3 separate regions of the Mus musculus genome follow, and all the other regions are linked to region 3. A link is a loop called in an ENCODE intact Hi-C map of the cell type or tissue named here. Cell type or tissue: heart. All regions are shown on one strand.

Region 1 (8,000 bases), 740 kb before region 3:
TGCAATGATCTCTTCTGAACTTCATATACATTTACTCATGCAAGCACACACAGACATGCCCATAATAAGGTGTAAACATGTTAAAGAATATTTTACATGTATAAGTTTTCTATTCAAATCCATTGAAATGGAAATAGTTCAGAAATATTTACTGAAGCCACTAACAATTCTGATCACTCAATGACCCAATATCTGAAAATTTAACAAATTTATCTGAACTTGTTGGTGATAGTGTAACCTGTGCTGCTGTATGATAAACTCTAGACTCTGTCCCGACCCAGTCACATGACTATCCAGAATATTGTAATATTAGAGTACTAGCAAGCCCTCAGTGAGTTACAATAATAAACATTTATTTTGGCCACAAGTCAACTGTGCACCTGGGTAGCCCTTCTGCTCTAGCACAGATTTAACTGAGCTTGGCTGGATCTCTATGTGGATCTGCATCAGCTGGAAGTTGAGGAGGTTGGCTGGTCTTCTTGGTCCCTGCACTTGGTTGGCATATTGCCTTGTCATTTCATGTCGCCTTTCAATCCAGAAAGTGATGGGGACTTCTCTTGAAGCAGGTCAGGAATGAGAGAATGACCTCTTGAGGGTCCCAAAGGGGTAGTAGTCTCCAGCTTCCATAATGCGTGCTAAAATTTTACATTGCATAGAATATGCTTATAAGGAAGGATGATAAATACACACCATTTGGACAATCAGTTATAATAGCTGCCTCTTAGCGTCACAAAATTAACTCTGTGATTAACCCAAAAGAATTTAGTTAATGCCAAAATGGTATCCTCAAAGAAAAAAATATTACTTTCCACAATGCTGCTAAAAGCTGGATAAGGTAACTTAATGGTAATATCATTTCTTTAGTTTTGACAGTTCACCACTGCTATTGAAAGAGAAGTTGGGTAGAAGGGGATATGGTATGTCTGTTCTGTTCAGGTAACTTTTCTATAAAGCTGAAATTATTTCTAAGGTATTCATCTATATTTTGGGACACATGATTAAAAATATAACTTGGGGTATCAACCAGTTTGGTGGCAGAACCCTTGACTCCACTTAATGGAGACGCTCCCATGAGCTGGGAAAACTGAGCAGCATGAAGAATCCCAATGAGCAAGGAAAATAGCTTGGCCAGAGCCTTGTCTCTGCAGGCTTCCAGGGTCCCAGCTCACATGGAGCCTCAGGTAGCAGTAGGGAGATGCCAAGAGAAGCAGGACAAGGGGTCTGCCAGTATCCTTTCCTAATGTGATGGATGACCCAGCTGGCTATGATGCTTACAGCAAATGCCATAGTACCACCAGGCAGCAAGGCTGGGAATTCGTTTTACTTATTTAATGGAGTAAAATCTAGATTTCATCACCTCCTTCTAATTTCTTAAGATCGATAGCATGTGATCTTTTTCAGTGTGTGGTACCTTTGAATCCAATGTTGAACCAAATGAGAAAGATAAACACAGAGCTACAGTATGAGGCAGCCAGCTTGTATAGTAGATACGGACTTCGTCCCTGTTCAGTCCCCTTCCTTCAAGAAACTCAAAACCCCTTCTAATGTGATAATCAAGGAATCTCCCTCCACCTTCCCTACTACGTGTCCCATGGAGTAAACTAGGACACAAACCCCAAATCTAGCTGCTGTGAGTGTCCATCCCTGGTTACTGAAATTGGCCAAGGGATCTTGATTGCCCTTCATACTGAGCTAATCATACTTTCTCCGTTATGTTTCATGTAAGAGCACTTGGAAAAGAAGGGTTTTCCTTTTAAATTATAGCACTTACTGTAAAGTTATTCGATACTAAAGACCATCCATGAGAAGAAACAAAATACAGAGAAAAATATCCTCATCATAAAGCAATTTACACCCCAGATGAAGGCAAATGGGGCCAGAGACATTGCTGGGACTTTGGTGGCTTTCTCCTACTTGTAATCCAAACAACCTAACATCAACCTAACATAATAAAGAAATCAATACATAAACGTAGGGTATTGGAATGAACATATATGAGGATGTGGATTGTGCTGAGAACTGATAGAGTGCTAAGTAGTTGTACTGTGTTTTCTTAAGTGGGAGGTCAGTGGTGTTTATTTTTATTTTATTTTATTTCGTAGCAGAATGGCTGGGTAAATTTTTGTTTGTGTTCTAGAACTCAACTTTGTGTCTGGAGAACCCAGGTGACAAAGCCCAACTGAGTTGACCATGTTTTCCAGTCTTCATTAACTCTCTCAGAAGCTCTACTTCAACCTGTCTCTCTGAGACCAGGAAGGCCAGGGCACATGCTACCAAATGAAAGGTATTAATTCTTCTTCTAGGAAACGTTATGCCACCACAAGCATCACCCTTCAGCTTGAAGATGGATAATACAAGGATGTGGTGGCAATACTGATTTCCTAGGTCCTTGTCACAGCCTTCTCACCATCTATTTCCCGACCTGTGAAAGCAAATTTTTTCCTGGTTTGAAGAGACATGGATAAGGATGTACCTCTACCTCAGCATCCCAGCTCAATGCCCCCAAAACAGGAGACAAGAGGAAGAAACTCCCAAACCAAGTTGGATTCCAAGACCACACTCTCCTGCAACTCTCTGGTCTGCATACAAGACCAGCTCACCACATTTCCAGAATCAAATAGGTCACTCCCTAAGATTTAAAGAAGTCTCTCAAGTTCTGCAGTCATACCCAACTGAGCCATAATCCTGGGGGCCTGAAACAAAAGGAAAGGAAGCCCAGTATCTCTCTCAGTGGCTGTTCATAACCTCTGGCAAGCTTGGGAAAAGGACCACATCCTGGCCACTGTCTCCCCCATCATCCTCCTGCCAAGCCCCAAGCTGCAGCATTCTCAGCAGCCATTAGGTATTGCATTTTGGCTTCATTTGCTTACATATCTAATCCACAATTGACCTCAAAAAAAAAATCAATAAAGGAAGAGGGTCAGCAATTAAATTGAACTCCCAACCCTCAAACCAAGAAGTTGACATTTTATTTTAAAGCCTTTAAGAAGCCATGAGAGGCTTGTCACCAGTTCCCAGCAGATTTGAGACCAAAAACACGCACATGATGTTTTGTAAAGGTAACTGGCAGCATGGTCCATCAGCCGCTTAAGACTGGAGATGAATCTAAAGATGCATAAGCAATGGCGAAAGTAAGGAAGGCTTGCGCGCATAGAGTCACCGTGAGGCTGGAGAAGCATGGGAGGATGGGAGAGCTTATGCAGAATGTGGAGGGGGTAGCCAGATAGATGCTCAGCAGAAGCTACAAGCCCTGCAAGAGACAAACATCAAGCTTTATGGGCTGTGCACGAATGCAGTCTCTTGTTTTCTTTTTGTTGGAGGGAAGCGAGAAGCAAACAGCTGGGATTTCTGCCTGAAACAGAAGGAAAGATTCAAGAATCCCTGTTTATTTTTCACTTAAAGAGGATTTGTCCTGAAAATTGTCAAGCTGTATGGATGCTCTTAAGGGATTTTAGCTAGAAAAAAAAAATACACACATCTCAAAGTGCTTTGGTTAGTGGCCACATAGAAATCTAAATCACAGTGGACACTGAGGGCCCTCTAGGTTTTCAGTTAGAAAAACAAAAAAAAAGGAAAATTGCTTCCTTTCTGAGTTCTCCATTACCAGCATGAGAATATAGTGTAAAGGAATTCTGAAGATCGCACAGACTATAGGAACACACAGACTAGAAACACTTGCACAAAACCACATTTTGTATTCATGAAGGCTAGAGGAGATGCCCAAGGGAATTTGCCATTCATCACAGCAACATCCCTCCCTTCCCCCACTGAGATCCTAGTGCATACTCATTCCTCTAAGTACAGGATGTTTCTTCCTTACTCACTATTTACTCACTAAATAGTGTCAAGTAAATGTCCTTTATATCTTAGATTGACATTATACATTAGATTGAGTTTAACAGTTGTAATCCATCTATCAGGACAATATATATGACTGGAATGAATGAAGTATTTTAGGTTGTGTGCTTCCCTTAGTTCCTGGAATATAAAGCAGTACTCACAAGCAGTAGCTATGCACAATCTCGTATATTACTGGAAACTGCTGGGTTTGACTGCTAGAACGCTGCAATGAGATTATCTTTCTTACCGGCAAGCTGCTTGGCTTCCTTGATCTTGTGTAGATCTTGTGCATGCAGGCACAGAAACCGTAAGTTCATGTGTGCACCAAAACACACATGCTTTTCAACCGATGTTTCCTGCAGATATCTGATACCTCTGGATCTTTTGATCTTTATCTCCTCTTCCATAAAGATCCCTGAACTCTCAGCCTAGAAAGGAAAGGATTCATGAAATCCCACTCACTAGCGGACTAGCTATTGCCAATCAATGGCTTCTGGAAAGAATCTAGTAGAATGTCTTCTGTGATCGAGTGGCTTAAAGGCTACCCATGCTCCAGCAGATGGCCCTATACCCATGCACATACAGAAAGCACTAAGTAGGCTTAGTGAGGGTTTTGCTGTGTTGTTTAGTTTGTGTTTTGTTTTCTTTTGTTTTGTTTTGTTTTTAGAGAATGTGAAGTTAATTGAAGTAAGCAGTAAGGAGATTGAAGAAGAACTAGAGGAGAAAGAATGGATGTAAATTTGATCAAAAACATGTTGTATGCATGTATAGGTGAAACAAATGAAGAGAGGAGATGGAAAAAACTAATGGTTAAGAGTGATTCCAGAGTTGAGATCCCAGTGCTCAAGTCAAGGGGCTCACAACTGCCTATGACTCCTGATCCTGGGGATCTCATGCCCTCCTTTATCCTGAACAGGGGCCCATGCACACATAGAAAACACAGACAGACACACATACACATAAATAAAAATAAACAAAAGCTTAAAAAATAAACTTTTTTTTTTTGGTAATCAAAGCATCCAACACGCCCTGGCTAGGTCCAACATTACTATTGATTGTGCTTATAGTTCTAACTCCTTGTAAAGAGTAAAACTTGTTTTCTCATCATCAGTGGGAAGTTGTGAGGCTCTTGTCCAGAACTGGACTGAAGCTCTTCCCCAGCTTGGCCAATTGCACTTAAACTCAGGGTATCCACCCCAGAAAGAATGCAGTTGTTTCCAAGCAGAATGAGTCGGGGATTCTAAGCAGAAAAGTTTTCATGTCTTTAAGAGGAGCAGCAAGGAGTTCCATTTTTATCACAAAATAGTGCTTGAAGCAGACCAAAACTAGAGTCTGTCCCATCTCGTTTCCTCTTCTCCATTCCCTGTAACAGTGAGAGGCAGGGAGGAACTGACAAGACAAAAAAAAAAAAATCACTTGAAATCTGGCAAAAGGCCACTTGGCTTTGTAGATTCACCAAGTAATCTTGGCCAACAGAAAATGGTCCTTAAATAACAGTATGGAACAGTCAACCCCTCTGGGATGCTCATTAAATGTTCATTAGCTGTCTGTAGAGAGTCCTAAACCCCATTGACTCATGCTGTCCTATTTGTTGCCTCTAGCTCTGTTGACTACCTCCCACCACCATCTTCTTTGGAGTCTATCTATAAATGCAGGCCACTGTTTTTGAGACTTCATATCTCCAACACTAACCATGTAATGATGAGGGTTTTTTTATTAAGTAGTTTATTGATGAAAGATATTTTCAGATAAGCCCAGAGTTACAAATGTGTAACTAACCCAGGAAATTTTTGATATAGTTGTTGAAGATGACCCAGTTTCCTGTTGTCAATGTTTTTCAGCATTTTTCTTTAATTAATCATTATATCTGCCTTGGGAAACATAAAGGATATAGCATTCATTCCATTTGGTGCAGTTTTCCCATAGGCATTCTGTAGAACGAGCTACCCCACTATATACTTTGGAAACATAAAGCTAAGGACACATAGTCCCTGTTCTTAGTTTCTATTCAAGGAAAAGGAGCAAAGCAAAAGTACATGCAACTGTAATACAAAGTAGGCAGTGAAAAGATTCTGGTTGTAGGCTAAATGGAAAATACTGAATGGATGCAACTAGGCGAACATAACTGAAAGTATATTTTAGAAAGACCATCAAACTGGCAGATGGAGAAAAGGGATCAAAAACCACAAAACCATTAGGAGAAATGCATTGCTAAAGATTCCACAAGAAACAAACACAAGAGCCAATGCAAGATGCCAATTAATAACAGACAAACATCAGATAGATAGATAGATAGATAGATAGATAGATAGATAGATAGATAGATATGATAGATAGAGATGATAGATAATTGAATAGGTAGAAAATTAGTTAGAAAGATGATTGGATAGATGATATAGATATAGAAATAGATAATAGATAGATAGATAGATAGATAGATAGATAGATAGATAGATGATAGATAATAGATGATAAGTAGCCATTATAATTATAAAGAACTGACTTGTGCCATCATTGAGGGTGATTCCCATGATTTGTGTGCAAACTGAAGAAACTATGATCCACATTTAGGAAAAGATCAGTATGTACACTCATTGTTAATGCAAAGAGAGAGAATTCCCATATGCCTTTTCATTCTATGAAAATCTCTATTTAGGTGAGATGATAACCACCTGATTCAGGTGAGATCAGATGATTTCCCTAAAATCCCTAAATCAGATGATTTAGTCTAGAGATTCAAATGCTAACTTCTTTTTGAAGTACTATCACATACACACTCAGTAATGTTAACCAGCCTAAAACCCAGTTAAGTTGACAAATAAGATTAACCATCCTGGAGACTGCTGGAATAATCTAGAAAACACAGCAGAGAGGCCTGGGTGAGGAGGTTCATATGGGGGGAGGGGGGCAGAAAATCAGTGAAGAGATTTGTATTGTGGAAAACTAATTAGCTGATGAGGGATAGCAAAGAAATATGAACAATATTCCTCTCTCTGATTGGTGGGGAGCACTGCTATTCACTGTCGGAGGGCGTAGCAGAAGTGAAAGGCATTAGGTCAGCTTGAACAGCAGAGCATGGAAGGTGGTTGGGAACCAAAGAAAACACTATAAAAGAACAAAGGAGACTCTGACAGAGAGCAGCAGCATGGCAGGCAAGGCTCATTCCTGTCTTCCAGGGCCTGGACATTCTTCAGGCAGTCCCATATTTTTCAATTCTGGGGCTCCTGACATCTGTGTCTTCAGCTATGGTCTAAGAGTAGAGTTACACCAACACGCTCCCTGATTTTGACTTTTCAACTTAGACTGTAGCAAAGGTTTTCGATGGTCAGTTTTGACATGTCTCAGCCTTCAAATCAGTGCAAGCCCATTGACCTAATAAATCCTTTAAATCAGTCAGTCCCTCACCCCATGCACACTCTGAGGCTTCACAATGGTTGTCAGCTTGGCTGGATGTAGAAGAAAACAAGAGACAAGCCACTTAGCACACCTGGAAGGCACTTTTTAAATTTTTTTATTTATTATTTTCTTTATATACATTTCAAATGCTATCCCGAAAGTTCCCTATACCCTCCCCCTGCCCTGCTCCCCTACCCACCCACTCCCACTTCTTGGCCCTGGTCTTCCCCTGTACTGGGGCATATAGAGTTTGCAAGACCAATGGGGCCTCTCTTACCAATGATGGCCAACTAGGCCACCTTCTTTTTTCATCGAGTTAAGTGACATGCCCTGAAGGAGGCCACCATCCAGTGGCAGCCCAGGTAAAAGGAGATTTTTTGACTGCTTGCCTTCATGTCTTCCTGGAACATTCATCTACCCTGACTCTGCCTGCTTCTGCTGCTGCTGATATGAGAACCCACCTTCTTCAAGATCTTAATGTGGAGTGAAAACAAGTGACCATTCAGGAATCCTCCAGGCATTCAGTACCAAACTGGGACTTCTGAGGCAACCAGCCTTACAGACAGAACAGCCTCAAGGTCAGTTCATCCAGTATAAAGATAGCCACTGTAGAACTATCCAGACTGTGTCATCAATTAAATTACTATTTAATATAAAATTTCTAAAATAAAATAGACTAAGTCTATCAGTCTAATGCTCTCTCTCTCTCTCACACACACACACACACACACACACACACACACACACATACACACACACACACA
Region 2 (8,000 bases), 470 kb before region 3:
ATTAATAAAATCTGCAGTCTCCGGGAATGATGCTTTTTATCAGACCATTAAATTATTAGCTCCATGTCTTCCAGCAGAAATTCACTGTGACCCTATGTTTACAATGTTTAGTAACAACCTGAACCTACACCCAAGCAGAAGTCTAACTTGAGCTGCTCAAAACCATGTGTGGTAGGATGCACACCTGGAAGGCTGCACATCTGGTGGGTGGCTCACCTGGAAGGCTGCCTCTAGCCTTTGACCTGGCATGAGATTCACATGGCTGAATGTTAGTGCCAGAAGCCCAGATTAGACGTACATATGACATCGATAGCAAGTAGAAGGAAGAGCAGCAGCATCGACATTTGTGTCGATGGATATCATTAGGAAAAGGAGAATAAAGACTAGCGGGTATGGGAAACAACATTCTCCAGTCTGGTCCTGAGCTCTGGAGGTCAGATCTGTTTCTGTCACTGCCTGATAGGACTCTGAAAATCTGCTCAGTGGCTCTAAGCCAACACCACTTAGGTCCGAATTCAGAAAGGAACACTTTCAGCATAGCTTTGTTGTAGGGTATGTTTAGCAAATCCCATCTCTGTCAAAACCTTGACACTAACATACTTTTGTTTGACCAATGGTTTGTGCCCTTTATTTCTTTGTTATGGGTAGTTAAGATAAGGTGTGGCTCAGTGGTAAAGGCTCTAACTTATCTTCTCTAAGGCCCGAGATAGACTTTCAGAACCATTATGTGTATTGGAATTCAATTTTAAGCTAAATTCATCAGATTATACCAGCAAACTTTGTACATATATCCACAAATTTGGCTTTTATTGGGGAGCCATAAACTGGCCAGCACCCCAACTAAAATAGATTAGATTTGTTACTGTGGCACAGAGACAGGTTTATGTAAGGTAACTAAGGCAGGAGAATGAAAACAGAAGTCCAAAAAGTAACATCAGGTTATTGGAAGAGTTTAGATAGAGAGGATGCATCGATTGCTCTGTTATGATAACGTGCCTCACAGAATCAGCGCAAGGAAGGAAGGGTTGATTTTGGGTCAGGTTTAAGAATATAGTTAACATGGCAGGGGGCATGGTGGTGATGCATGCATGAGGCATATGGCCACTGCAGTAACCAAGCAGAGGGATATGAATGCTGGTGGTCACCCTGCTTTCTCCTTATTCAGTCCAGGAAGAAATCCACAGCATGGTTCTGCACACACTCAGCGTGGGTCTTCTGTCTTCAGTCCAACCTTCTGGACACACTCTCAAACATGCACTCAGAAGTGTGTTTTCTGTGGAAATTTTTAGTGTAGTTAAGTTGGCCCTGAAGATTAACCACCACCAAAGACTGTTGTAGTACATCGACAGACTTTAAGTCTCTTTTTGATTGGTTGCTATAAATCTCCAACTTAGGGGGTTTCTTCGTTTCTTTATAATTTGACTGTTTAGGTTCAGCGGCTGAGAGCACCGGATGCTCTTACAGAGGACTCAGGTTCAATTCCCAGACCTCACCTCACAGAGGGGTCCTGTGGGGATCTGATGACTTCTTCTGGCTTCTGAGTACATCATGGACCTACATGCACATGATGTATAGACATACATGCAGGCAAAACACGCATACACATAAAAATTTTTAAATCACTTTGTTTACACACAGATAGCACAAGAATTCCATTTTAGTTTGGCCTGCTGAAGCACAGTGCAGGAGCGCAGTCAGAGTCCGAGCAAAGGACTTTTATTGGTTTCTTTGTTGCAGTTTTTTAGGTTTTGTTCTGAGACAAGGTATTGCTCTATAGACCAGACTGTCTCAAACTGTAGATCTTCCTGCCTCAGCCTCCTGAGTGCTGGGATTTCAGATGTCCCTCCATGTCCAGACAACATGTTTTATCAAATCATGTAAGAAAGAGAGAAATGTTTGTTATGAAGCTGGTTTTCTTGAGAAAGACTCATAACTGTTCAAAATGAAAATAAAAACTCATATTCAGTAACTCAGTTCAAGCTTAAAGACTACTCTAAAAGAATCAATGCAAATGGTCAAAGATTGTAAATTATAAATTTCTTGATTTTGAATTAGGGGTTTACATATCATACATGTGTGTCATACATTAAACAGATGCCCCCGGGGGCTGGAGAGATGGCTCAGTGGTGAAAGGCATTGACTGCTTTTCCAGAGGCCCTGAGTTCGATTCCCAGCAACCACATGGTGGCTCACAACCATCTGGAATAGGATCTGATGCCCTCTTCTCGTGTGTCTGAAGACAGCTACATAAATAATACATATATACATACATACATACATACATACATACATACATACATAATTAAAAAATAAAACAGATGCCCCCATCGATTCTCCTCATGAGTGACTATTACAATTTCTAACTTTACTAAATTCAACCCTAAATTGAACCTTTAAACTCACCTTTGACCTATTGTAGCATCTTTGACATTATGCTGTGATAGGCAAGAAAAACTGTTAAGAAAAATCTGAAATTAGAGGCTACAATACAGTTGATGTATTTGTTTAGGGCAGTTAAGCACCTATAAAGCAGGTGAGTATATCTAAGGCCTACAAACCTAGTTAAAATATCATTACTCTTTCATTAAAATGTGGTTAGAAAATTGGTGTGTCCGAAGCAAAAAAGCATGTCGTGTTTGACAGAACCTTTAGCAACCTGGAAACCCTTCTCAGAATAGTGATTTATTTAGTTCACAGAGTTATAAATAAGAAAGCAAAGATGAGCTTGAACTTAACACGTTTGCCTGGCTAGTTATCATCCTGAAGTCAAAAAGAGAAAGCCAGCCATCACCTGCTAGGACACGTTAAAGTATCATGATGACACCCTGTTTTTTTCATTCCCTGAGAAACTTTGTCTCCTAAAATTTACAGACTTAATTTTTTTTTTTTTCCTTTTGGAAAATACATCAGCAAGGACGAAACAGCTAGAACCTTTGGCAGAGGAATCTCTGAGAATATCAGCCTCACACTACAACCCAGATAGGTCCAAAACTTTTGATAAAGGGTTTCTGGATCTGACATTTCTATCTCTTCTTGAGCTTCAGAGTTGGCAAGCAAAAAGGATCCCGTGTTCGCTTTGTAGTTCAGACCTCATGCAGCTCCTATGTGCATACACATAGTGGGTTTGCTAGGAGATCTCCAAAATACTGCCTGTTCCAGTCTCATCTCCAGCGTACGTGAGTGATCTTGGTTGCCATCACTCAGTGCAGTGGCCTGAACAGCCTGATTCCGTATGGCGTGATGCTCTTAGCAATCTTACACTTACTGGACAAAGGAGGACCGGAGGATAAATGGATTAAACCTAGCTCTATTGGTCGGTCTTAAGCTTTGAAGAGTCACGGATAATACTAAGTGTGGCAGAGGACAGAACCGGAGCAGAGCAGTCCAAGTCTGGTGATGCCGATGGCAGCACGGAAAGCATATTGTCATTGCTGATCTTTGCAACATTCTCAGAGAGGCCAGGAGAGGGCAATCATTTCCTGTAATGTCCTCATTTTTTAATTCCGCTGAGCACCCAGTGTCTCCAAGCAGAAGATTTGTGTTGGAGACTGGCCTGGGCCATGTGGGTCAAGAAAGTTCATAAGTGTTTTATTGTTGTTACGGTTTGGCTGGTGATGGCTGCGGGGAGGGCAGAAAGCACCTTTGCGCTAGAGGCATAGCACACATCCACCAGGCTGGAGTGAGTTTTGCAGTACCAGTCTCACCCTTCCGGGAGGACAGGGCTTTTTAGCGTCCAGCGCACGCGCGCTGGAACAGAGGCGCCCCGCCCCGGCCGGGACAGGGGAGGCGTCACGCGCCCGGAGGTCACACGGCCAAGCCGGCGCTGGTGCTTGGCTGGCTCCTCGCGGCGGCGCGCACGCAAGGCCGACGCCGGGGCCCCGGAGCCTCCGGGATCTCAGGGAGCCGCGGATGCTGCGCGGGGGGCCATGTGGAGCGCACTGGCGCCCGGCGCTCGCGCTGGCGCTGCTCGGGCTGGCGACGATTCTGGGCGCGTCCCCGACGTCTGGGCAACGCTGGCCGGTGCCCTACAAGTGAGTGAGACGGAGCGGGGCGGGGAGGGGACTTGGAGAGGGCGGATCCGATACCTTAGCGCGCCCGGGGACGCAGGGCACAGGGCGGGCGACACTAAGAGCATAGTTCCTAAATAGTTGGCAACTCGGGGATCCTCACCGGTTCTGGGCAGTTCAGAGTCCTGGGAGGAATGGAGAGTGACATCACTGCACGGAGTGACTTTTAGGTGCTACTGACTTGGAGAGCAGGTTAAAATGTTTTAAACACTGCAATTATTTCATGCCTTATCGTTAGCTGCCATTGCATAACATTTGGGGAGAATTTACAGGGAGCCTGCTTGCTCCCCTGTGTCCTTACTGAGCTAAATGGGGAATTTAGCTGACTGACCCGGGGAATTTCCTCCCTAGGCTAGTCAGGATCACCTTGTTGGTCCACTTCAACCTGGAGGGTAGGTAGGGCTCCGGACCTGAGGAGGTGATCGCAGTCTTTGACTTAGCTAAGTTTTGACAGCCTGTGGGGAATTGCGAAACAAGAAGCGCTCGGTCTTCGGGGTTGCGGGGGACAGGGGTGGGTGGAGTGGTGGCTGGCGTGGGCATAGTGAAGTGGAAAGAGATGCAGCTTTTGAAAGCATATGTTTTGCATAACAGAATGAGGGGCGGGGGGGTTCATGGCATGATGCATGTTCCTCTAAGGAGTTCTTAGTTCTGAAGGCTGCAGACCAAATCTGGTCCCATTTGCTCATCCTCTGTGCGGTCTTAGGGAATTTAACTCAGAATCTTCATGCTCACATACCCTGGACAGAAAACAGGAAATGATAGTAGCCCTCGCATTTCTGGTGAAAACCAGCAGTTGCCAAACTTAAATATTCATGTGTTCTGTTCATGAATTGGTTCTTCTAAATATATATGAGAGAAAAAAAAGTTTAGGGTTGAGGTTGGTTTTCATGAAAATATTCACAAGAAAAAAAAAACCTTAAATACCCAATAAAACAAGAAAGAGATTGTAAATCTCAAAGTATTTTATCTAATACCAGGAGACGGAGGCTGACTGGTCTTTTGACTCTAAAGAAGCCCCGATTGACATTCCCACCTGACAACTGGTATATAGCTGTAAGTTAGATCAGGTTTTGTCCCCGTGTTAAGATTGTTAGAAGAGCAATTCTGAGGATGGTTCTCTTTCTCACCAGGCGCTTCTCTTTCCGTCCGAAGACAGATCCCTACTGTCAAGCTAAGTATACTTTCTGTCCTACCGGCTCGCCCATCCCAGTTATGAAGGACAATGACGTCATCGAGGTCTTACGACTACAAGCCCCGATTTGGGAATTTAAATATGGAGACCTCCTGGGACACTTTGTAAGAATGCATCTTGATCTTGTAGCTTTACTTAAGTAATTCAGCTATTACTTTGACTTAAATGAGTAGTCAAATGGTTACTAGGTCATATTAATTGATAACTTTGTATGTGCGGGTTATGTGTGTGTGTGTGCACCTGTTCACAAGCATCAAGTGGCTGGAGGCTGCTGGGTGTCACTCATCATATCATTCCCTTAGGACAGGGTCCCTCACTGAACCTGAAGCATACATTTTTGTCTAAACTGGTTGGCCAGTGAGACAACTCCTGCCCTCAACACTGGGATGACAGACACAAGTGGAAATGACTGGCTTTTAGGTACGACATGCGTGCTGGGGATTTGAACTCAGGTCTTCATGCTTGCATAACAAGCACCCTTACCCATTCAGCCATCTCTGCAGCCTGTGATATAGTTCCTAGCACCTTTATGTTGGGAGTCAGGAAGAGTTAGTTACCACTGGATCGGCATGGAGCTGTGCAACTGTAATCTTGGGACTTGGAAGGTCCTAGCAAGAGCATCACCATTCCAGAGTCAAGCTGGGGTACAGGATACCACTGTCTCAAACACAGAGCAAAGGCTGCCATGAGGAGCATGTGCCCTGCCCTTCATCTGTTTTGCTGTGAAGAGTCTTGCAGTGGGCGCCCAGACCTTAGCACAGCTGATGCCTTCTGACCTAAAAGCTCAGCATGTAGACCCCAACCCTGGCTGAGACAAGAGCAAAGACTCAGTCTATCATGGTAAAGAATTCTGGGAAAGTGTCTAAATGTATGAACCGTGTGTGTGTGTGTGTGTGTGTGTGTGTGTGTGTGTGTGTGTGTGTAAAGCCAAGGTTGGTAAGGCTCATGGCTACACACCTGGACAAGTTTCCCAGGTTAGCCCTTTGGCCTGTGAATACAGACTTTCTGTTGGCTTGGACAGTCCATGTGTTCTCAGGAGGGGTTACCTTGCAACAATCTCAACCCTCCTTGCATACTCAGCTTCTAGGAATGAGAAGAAGGTCACAACAGACAGGAATCACTTCTTGATCTCCAAGTTCTGCTGTAGGCCCCTTCCCGGCTCAGTGAATCACTCTGGGAGGCAGGCACACTCTGGAACAGTCCCAAAGGCTTTTCATGTTTGCCATATTCCTTAGCTTCGAGAGGATTTCAAGTGTCCTTACACAGCTCACATGTGTGCTGAAATGAGCCCTAGTTGCCAGGACAAAAGTGATGGGTGCCTGCAGCTTGAGGGGCCATGGTGTCACCACCAGGATAGTGACACAGAAGTATAGCCCCTTTGAGCGGTTGTTGTGCATGGTGAGCATTTGTGGGGCAGCAAACTCTCTCCCGTGGGTGACCTGGGCCTACGGTTACCTCGCAGACGACTTCACACGTGTTATCCCTACACAGAAACTTATGCATGACGCCGTGGGATTCAGGAGCACACTGACAGGCAAGAACTACACAATTGAGTGGTATGAACTTTTCCAGCTGGGCAACTGTACATTTCCCCACCTCCGGCCTGACAAGAGCGCTCCCTTCTGGTGTAACCAAGGGGCAGCCTGCTTTTTTGAAGGAATAGATGATAAACACTGGAAGGAAAACGGGACACTGTCAGTCGTTGCAACCATATCCGGTAAGTAGGGTTTGATGACGGTACCAGTGAGCAAGTGGAAGATTCCATTCCTTCACTGAGATCGCAGCCATCCATGTTCTGCCTCCTGGTGATCATTTGTAGTCTGTACTTCCGGTTCCATTCCACACGGAGCCGACTGGATCCTGATGTAGAGCCTTGCTAGGAATTGCGAGGCTCATCTGCTCTGTCCATGATAAACATGAGTGAAACAGATGCTGTGTATAGCTAAATTGGAATCCAAATAGATAGCAGTTAGGGGATCCATAAAATGCCCTATTAGGGAGGCCTCTTAACTGTGTCTGAAAAGAATTGTGGTTATAACTTATTTTTACGGGGAGAAATACTAAGGATTTGCTGTTTCTTGGCCTGTCTTTTTTCTGAGCACTCCACTTCGATCACTTACTGGCATCTCCTGAGAGAATCATTACAGTTCTCCCCATTGTGCAGATGGCGAAACTAAGATACAGGTTAAAGCTATCCAGACAATAAGTGGGATTCTGGTCTTGTAGGAGAGCCTTGCGGGCAGTTCTCTTTAAGAACTTCAGGACATTTCTGCTGTTTTGTATTGGGAAGTTGATGACGCAGCAAATTTTGCCTTCCTGGCATTATATGTTGCAGATTCTTTTGCCATCAGAACTCTTATCGGTAGCTTATTACGCGACCATGGATCACATTGACCTTCCTGGCCCATTGCCTCTTCTGGGTAATTCAGGGCCAGCTCATACTGTGTGTGTGAACCTCACTTTATACAAGTTGGTTGTCTACCGTGCTGGAACGGAAGCACTCTTTGTGATGCTAATGATCCCAGGGCTGGAGGAAAAGATCTGGCTATTTCTTAGTTTTTACACAACACTTTAAGACGTGTTAACTCAAAATTCAGTGTGTGTAGGGGTGGGGGTGGGGGTGGGGGCTAAGACTTTCCTTAGGTCACAGAGCTGGATGGAACAGGCCACAATGGAACCTGCAGTCTTTTTTTTTTTTCAGATTTTATTTTACATATATGAGTATGTATTTTATTTTATTC
Region 3 (8,000 bases):
ACACACACACACACACACACACACACACACACACACACACACACACACACGCCGTGAAATGTATCTACTTTTAAATCTTATACTTGTGAATTTTTCCTAACCATTTTAAACCTCTTCATAAATTTGACCTGTTCCAAATGTGCCTGATATAATTTCCTCTCTTCAATGCCAGCTTTTAACTCAATGGATTTAGTGTTGGTTTTAACTCTTGTTTAAAGTTACTATTAAAAAATCAGTTTCATTTTATACATATGAACCATATATCTTGTTTAAACTTGTCCCTTGCCCCCATTTCCTGATTTATTGTCCTTGAAAGTACTTCGAAAACAATTTTATTTTATAAAATAAGATATTGGTCTATCAGTATGATGACAGATTTTTCAATGGAGTTTGATTTTTTTTTTTCTGTAGGAATTTTAATTTGCTGTTCTGGGGTCTAGAGGCTTACCACTGGTGCCTCTGCCTTCCTTTTCGTTGTTTCAGAGAGTGGAACCTGGTTTACAGTGGTCCCTCATTTCACCAAGTAAAGAGACCTTGATTATTTGAGTCAAACAACCAATGAAAATTGTTCCGTGCATTTTAAGTAGCCTGCCCCTGGATCACTAGAGGGCACACGCATGCAGCATGAACGTGGAAACTGGCAGTGAGAGCCAAGGCTTGCCTTCTCAGTGTGCCCACAGTACACCTTAGTATAAGGGCATCTCGATGCCATCCATACTAACTTCACATTTGAAATCATATTGGTTTCCTGAATTCCTCCTCTTGGTGGCCAGCATTTTGGCTAAAGCAGTTAGCTAAGCTTTGATCACCAGTAACAGGACTCTGTGGACCCTAGAGACGACCTATAGCTAATATCGCAAAATAAGTCTCCTCAAGAAGTATGGCAGCCTCTCCTGGAACTGCCTCAAATGCCTCTGCTTGTCACTTCTCAACCCAGCCCCAGAGGGTTTCCCGAGGCAGTCGCGTAGCCTCGGGGGCATCTGTTGGGTTCTGAGAGTACAGAGATGCATGAAACAACCTTGGATGCTTAGAAGCTCTTACACAAATGGAGGAGAGTTTGAGCTACCATAATCTTCACCATAAAAAAGTAACTATTGTACAGATTGCTTTGGCCTGAATAACCTCAGACCCCACCCACCAAGGAAGTGGCCTTTGGTGGCTGCCACTGCCCGGAGAATGAGGGGGAAGTTTTAAGTGAGGCTGGTTGGTTGGCACAGGGGAGGGCTTTCCGACAGAGGTGAGAGTGTGCACAGAAAGCTGTTGGAGCAGAGACTGAATCAATATATTCCCATCACCTTAGATAACAGAGTCATATGATCTGAAACTAGAAAATCGCACTATGTAGTTCTTTGGGCGGATCATTTAATCATGTCAAATCGAGTTGATATCACCTATGGAATATCCTTAGATCCAGACATTGAGCGGAAAACTAGATCCACAACAGCTCCAGCTTCCATAGAATCTGCATTTCAGTTGAAGGTGGAAGAGGGGGAGGAGAGAATGAAAATAAATAATACTACGTATTGCTATAAGTCCCCATGAAGCCTGCTCTCTGCTGGGCGCAGGACTTCAGGAAGCATCCTTTCATGCTACGAGCAGAACACATTCAGGCAAAGCCTGAAGCTTGTGCGGAGGGGCTGGGTTTTGTTTCCACTGTAAATTTGTTTATGTTTTTGCTTCCTGTGTTTGCTTGTTTGAGGTGCTGGAAACAGAATCCAGTACTTTTCACATAGTAGATTTGTTTTGCTATAAACCATTTGCAGGGGGCCTTTTGGTGGAGGTCATCAGCAGCCCCCCCACCCCCACTGAGTTTACGCAATACGTGAGTCAGAACCACAGCGTGGCTTCTGACTTCACATGGAAGTTTTCTGTAAGACTTGAGAAATGTAGTGGAGAAATTTCATTTCCTTCTTTTCTGCCTTCTCGGTTATATTCCATCCGCCCATTTATAAATGTTCAGGTCTGTTTATCCTCAGAGCCTAGACCAAGCTACACCTTATCAGAAAATCCTCTGATTCTTACATTTAACACTTGATTTTTTAACTTATAATTTTCTTGAAATTTCCCCCCTCTTTTATAACACCTAACACTTTTGGTCTTTGGATATGCGTCTGTAATTTCTCCCTCTAACCCCGAGTGGGTAAACAAGATGCATTTTCAGCTAGTAAAATGTTTCTATATTGCCTACTTCCAAATATTTGCATTGAAAATAAATATACTACTTCGAGTTCAAATGTAAACCAAGAATTGCAAATACAATAAATCACTCGATAATCTCCCACAAAGCCTGCTCTTTGTGGGTCACAGGACTCCAAAAGTATTAAGTAGGGCCCTTCTATTTGATCAGATGGGTAAATCTTTCTTCTCTTCCTGCATTTCTCCAGTTTTCCCTTATTGTTCCTCTCCCATCTCCCCTTTACAGTCAGTCTATCATTTCATCTCTCACTTTCTTCTCCCGGTTTCTTTCTGGATTTTCTGTTCCTTCTCTGCACGTTTCTTTTTTCTTTTTTGCACCAAGTGTTTGGCCTCTGTGCCTGTCCATGGTGCTGAACGTTAAAGAAGGCGGTTTTTAGGAGTTCGCCCCTTGCCAGAGCATCGATTAAAACTCAGAACACAAAGATAGTTGCTACTCTGCGGGAACCCACACTGAAAGGGCATACGCAACTGACCACCATTAGCATTCGTTTCATATAGCCTTAATTTCAGTGTGAGTATGTTGCACTTCGGAGCTTTATGAAGGTTTGGAAAAATCATCAGAACCAACAAAATATCATTTATTAGCAGTAAGAATTGAGCTTGCCCTAATTAATTCTACCCAAGTCAAAATTTGGAAGACTTGTGTACGCCAACTTTGTCTTACACTGGTAACATGTGCCCTACCTAGACAAATAGTTCGACATTTTTTTCAAATTTATGATAGGTTTTATAGGCTATTTTTGTAATTTTGTCTTCTGGTAATTGTTTTCTACAGGAAATTAATAGAGAGAGATGAGCCAAAAGCCACAATTAGCCGGTACAGATCTGAGGACATGCTGGACAGGTGAGGTGCTTGTGACCCATGACAGCGCTTAAAATCACCATGTGCTAGCATTGCATCCCATTTTTACAATGCAGTGTGGGGAGGGGGGTGGGGGGGGGAGTCCTTACTGGAGTGTTCTTTGCACTGGCGCTGTCTTATGTCAAAAAGAAGCCTCTGAAGACTGAATTGTTTCCTCAATGCACAGAATCTTAGCTAGAGATATTATCTTCCAGAGGTCTAGATTTTAGGGAGAAGTAGATTAATTTAGAAGATTATGACTTGAGTGTGGGGTATGGGCTGGTTAGACAGAACCTGCATGAAATCTGTTAGTTCAATGTAAACGGAAGAATATCAGTCCGTATTCCAATCGGGGTTCTTCCACTCTGATGCTGGAGAAAAAAAACAGCTTCTGAGAAACTATTTGTAAATATACACGTCGTTGTTAGAAACATGAATCGTGCTAACGAGTCTTAAATAAATAATCTGTGACATGAAAACTAAAGATCCTGAAACTAGAGATTATTTTTAAAAGACGAGGTTAGGGCGCCCCCTAGTGTTCTCTTGTGGGAGTAAAGCTTTCCCTTGAACCTTTAAAGAAATTAACTATTTCTTTGCAATAAATGTTGCATACAATCGATTTTGATGGTATTCTCTCTAACTCCACACCCAGATCCATCCCTTCCACGGGCACTGTGTTAGTTACTTTTTTGTTACTTTGATAAAACGGTACGACCAAGGCAATTTATAAAAGACTTATTTGACTGGCTTCTGGTTTCAGAGGGTTAGAGTCCATGATGGTGTAGTGAAGGGGCAGCTGAGAGCTCACATCTTGGTCACAACCACGAGGCAGAAGAAGGGAGAGCACTCTAGGAGTGGTGCTTGTACTGAGTCCTGGTGACTCACCTCCTTTAACAAAGCCTTACCTCCTAATCCTTCCCAACAGATCCACCAACTGGGGACCACTTGTTTAAACAAATGAGCCATGGAGACTGCTCCCATTCAAACCACCACACTTACACAACTTTACATTCTGTGTTTTTCCCTAACCTATCAAGACTAATTCATGTTGATATGGGATCCCCCACCAGAGTGTGGTCAACTTATGAGGGGATAGTTTTAGAGAAAAACTGCCTCTTTCCAAGAAGCTAACGGTCACCAATAGTTCCATGGTGAGGAGTGGCACTTCTTATTCCCATCCTCAGATGCTGGGACCTGGTCTGGTTTTGGCTTGCTCAGGATTTATGCATACTATCACAGCTTCTGTGAACTTATATGCACACCTGCCCTGCTATGTCCAGAACACACCATTCCTTTGTAGCTACCCATTTTAATCTCTTACACTCCTTCTGCCACTTCTTCTGCCATGAGATAGATCCCTGAGCTCTGACAGGAGGGAGTAGGCTGTATATATTCCTTTTAGGGCTGGGAATTTTGCAGTTTCTTATTCTCTGCACCTTTGCCAGTTGTGAGCCTCTGTGTTAGTCATCATTTCCTGAAAAAGAAGCGTCTCAGGTGTGTTAATGTATGGCTCTACGGAGTAGATTCAATAACATGTCCATCTAAGGAGAACACTAGGTTCTCTTCTAGGACCCAACCTTAGTCGATTTGTTGAAGTAAACTAATTTGTTAAGATAGCATGTTCTTAATCTGTCCCCACTTCTCCCCAAACCTAACTGGTTTAATAAAATAGATAATGGCTTCACTCATGAGAGTCTAGTATTCAGGGAGTGAGTGATTCAGGCAGCTAAGTTCTTTCTACATATAAACACTGCTGCCTTCGATCCATGGCACCAAAACTGTAGTGGAGGAGAGAGAAAGAGCTAGAGTGTATTCAGGCAGCTGTACAGTGGATCAGGATGTGGTAACAACATTTCTATTCACACTTTTTAAAACCCAATCGAAAGGTCCCAACTTAATGGCCACCCTAAGTTGGTAAATGTGGCTTCTGTCTGCTCAGGAGAAAAAGAAATTGATTTTGGCAAACACAGAGCATTATGCGACAGATTTTTTTTAAAGACTAGTGAAGCACTTCACTGATACCTTTTACCAACATAGGAAGTAGAGTCATTACACACACACACACACACACACACACACACACACACACAATTGCACTATAAAAATATGAATAATCACAGGTGAGTTAAAAATCCCAGTGAGTCAGGAAGGAGAACAATTAACGAAAGTATACACTCAGAATCCAAAGCGATATCCAGGTGGCCTCACCAGCTCCTCTTTTTTTTTTTTTTTTTTTTTTACTTTCAAAGACTGTAAAACGTTAACACATGGAAAACAGTTCTTTTATAAGAAAACGACTAAATGTAAAATTGTTCAGGCATGAGAGAGAATCTGTAAGAAGTTTGACAAGCCAACCACTGCTCACCGTTGTGTATGAGGGGTGTCAGACAGAAGTACTGTCACCAAAACAGACAAGGCCCAAACCTTGGATAACCAACTAAGCGATAGGTACTAGCGCACACTACCTTTGGAAAGGTCTCAAATATATTCTTTTCTAAGTGTTATTTATTTTTACTTAACAACTCACAGTCATGCTTAATGTGTTTTTGTACATTCTCACCCTCCCTGTATTTAACAATGAATTCTGTGAACATTTCTTTCACATGTGCATAGAATACGTTTTGGTCCTATTCACTGCCACCCCTCCCTGCAACTCCTTCTAGATCTAGATCCATGTCTTGTCCTCAGCATCCTTTTTCAACTTCTATTTCTTTTTATTTTATGCTCATGGATGTCTTGCCCGCAGGCTTCTCTGTGCACCGTGTGCATACCTTGGTGTTGGAGGAGGCCACATGAGGGTGTGAGCTGCTATATGGGTGCTGGGAATTGAACCTAGATCCTCAGGAAGAGCAACCAGTGCTCTTAACTGCTGACCCCGCCCCCATGTCTTTAATGCTCCTTGTATAGCCCAAGTCAAATGAGCGCTGCCTATGTAGTCATGGGTGTGGCGCCATCTATTGAAGCACAGCCAGCCTACAAGAAACTGCAGTCTTAAAGAAAAACTTTGTCCTCTAGAAGCCATTGACTGACAATACCTCTTCGGCTGGGGGGGGGGAGGGCTTGGATTTGCAATATTCTGGAATGGTGACTGGCTTGATCTGGTGCAGCCTTGTGCAGGCCACACTACCTTCTATAGTTTTAGAACAACAGTTCTCAAGTACTTACTCACAATAGAATGAAATGTCTGGCTTACAGGCCCAGAGGTTCCATTGCTATGGGCCTTATTCTTACCGCATGCCCCTGTTCCAGTATTAAGGTTATTCATTTTACATTTGTATTGCTAAGAAAATTGTGGAGTTTAGCATCTTAAGACATTGGACTTAAATAATAATGAATTTTCTGAAGAAGAAAACCTTGAGCTCTAGTACAGGAGATTTTAAGCATCATGAAAGCATCTTACCAAATTAATTCAAATAGTTATGGATTTATTTCCCCCCTCAAGTAATCTTTAGCTTTTCCTAGTAACTAAATTTGTGGACAAGCAGAAATAAAGGAAGCATTGATTTGGTTCTCACCATTGCTCAAACTACACCACTGTTTCTTTCTTCTAGAACACTGTCCTCATTTAGAACGCCACAATCAACCAAGACGTAAGTACTTTCTTAAACTGATGTGTGTTTCCTTGTATGCATTTAAAAACAACCAGGGCTTACCACGTTCAGGCAACATGCCATCAGAGAACCACACCCCTGTGCCGTTGGCCGAGTTAGAAGCAGAGGAGAAGAAACAAAATAAGCTTCAAAGAATCAAGTACTATCTGGCTGGGCTTGCACCATAAGCGCTCATCTACCATCACTGTAATCAATCACGAAGGCCTAGATCAATGCCTTTAGCCTTATGTTTAAATATGTACTCAGCGCTGGAGGGTTGGCTTAGTGGTGAAGAGCCCTGGCTGGTCTTTCAGAGCACCCAGATGTGATTGCTAGCACCCACACGGCAGCTCACAACCCTCTGTATTTTCAGTTCTAGAGTCTCTGGTGCCCTCCTCTGGCCTCCTCTGGCACCAGCTGTGGAAGTGGCGCACAGAAGTACACACAAAGCAAAGCAAAAGAACGGACTCGGTCTTTCTCCCGTTTCTTAGGCAACCAACTCTTTCTCACTCCACGCCTCATCCTTTTTCCCTCAGTGCTGAATCGTGAGATATCCAATATGAGATATCAAATATATTTCCCTCGGCATATACTCCTGGTATTTATAGGCAACACAAATTAGAGGAACTTTTCAAATGTTACTTTAAAAAAAAAACTATTTATGGATAAAGTTTTTATGCTGGATCCCAATCTTAATGTGTAAAACAGTCCCTGGGTCATTGCCATTTTCATTCATTCATTCATTCATTCATTCATTCATTCATTCATCATTCATTACCTATTAATTAATTTGCCTACTTCCCAAATGCTGTTCCCCATCCCAGTCCCTCCCTCACCAAGTCTCTCCACTCCATTCCCCTCTCCCTTTCTCCTCTGAGAGGGTGGAACCACCCCTGGGTATCCCCCCACACTAGCACATCAAGTTTCTGACTAATTAGGCCAGACGAAGCAGCCATGAAGACTGACCTGCCAGTCTGCTACATATGTGCTGGGGTGGGGACCTCATTCCAGCCAGTGAATGCTCTTTGGTTGGTAGGGCCTTATTTTTTTTTTCTTTTGAGGATCTGAATATATTCATAAATGCCAAGTGGAGGTTACATTGTGTATCTTTCAATTTTTTTCTTAAGATCATATTTCTAATGCATAGTATGATTCTGTCAACCCAACATAATAATGAGGTGAAGAGAATGCAAATCCATACCATGTCACGCTGATTAGCCTGGATGCCACATGATTAACACCATGCATGAATGACTTTCTCAGTCAGTTATGGTGATGACCTTTTGCTCTTCTCGTTGAACAGGCCAGCTGTCAGCTCCTTCAATGCAAACACTACCGCCACAGCTTCAACCCCCGCTACCACTCCTGTGAAG

Evidence for each region. Hi-C counts contacts between places; a loop is a spot of excess contacts. Peaks named below come from ENCODE experiments on the same cell type or tissue, not always from the same donor. Only the 100,000 strongest peaks of a DNase experiment are listed, where the experiment ranks them.
Region 1: it touches region 3 in a loop (4-fold over the local background); 3 of 42 quality-filtered maps call a loop at or near these places.
Region 2: it touches region 3 in a loop (5-fold over the local background); 22 of 42 quality-filtered maps call a loop at or near these places.

Annotation. Positions count from the first base shown.
Region 1 is chr14:102,790,681-102,798,680 of GRCm38, forward strand. Gm41234 (a long non-coding RNA gene) reads right to left here and starts at 4,264. Exons shown (of 2, transcript XR_874909.1): 1 at 4,088-4,264; 2 at 333-635. In heart, a CTCF peak has its summit at 4,394 (motif pointing right); no DNase peak of the experiment used is centred here.
Region 2 is chr14:103,066,437-103,074,436 of GRCm38, forward strand. Cln5 (ceroid-lipofuscinosis, neuronal 5) reads left to right here and starts at 3,780. Exons shown (of 4, transcript NM_001033242.1): 1 at 3,780-4,031; 2 at 5,198-5,363; 3 at 6,751-6,976. The coding sequence starts at 3,910. In heart, CTCF peaks have their summits at 3,470 (motif pointing right) and 3,676; DNase peaks (open chromatin) are centred at 3,825 and 4,495; H3K4me3 peaks cover 1,919 bases; H3K27ac peaks cover 1,805 bases.
Region 3 is chr14:103,533,991-103,541,990 of GRCm38, forward strand. It overlaps Scel (sciellin), which reads left to right. Exons shown (of 31, transcript NM_022886.2): 5 at 2,972-3,040; 6 at 6,589-6,627; 7 at 7,931-8,000. Among named protein-coding and RNA genes, the nearest start is that of Scel, 25 kb to the left of the region's middle. In heart, a CTCF peak has its summit at 3,584 (motif pointing left); no DNase peak of the experiment used is centred here.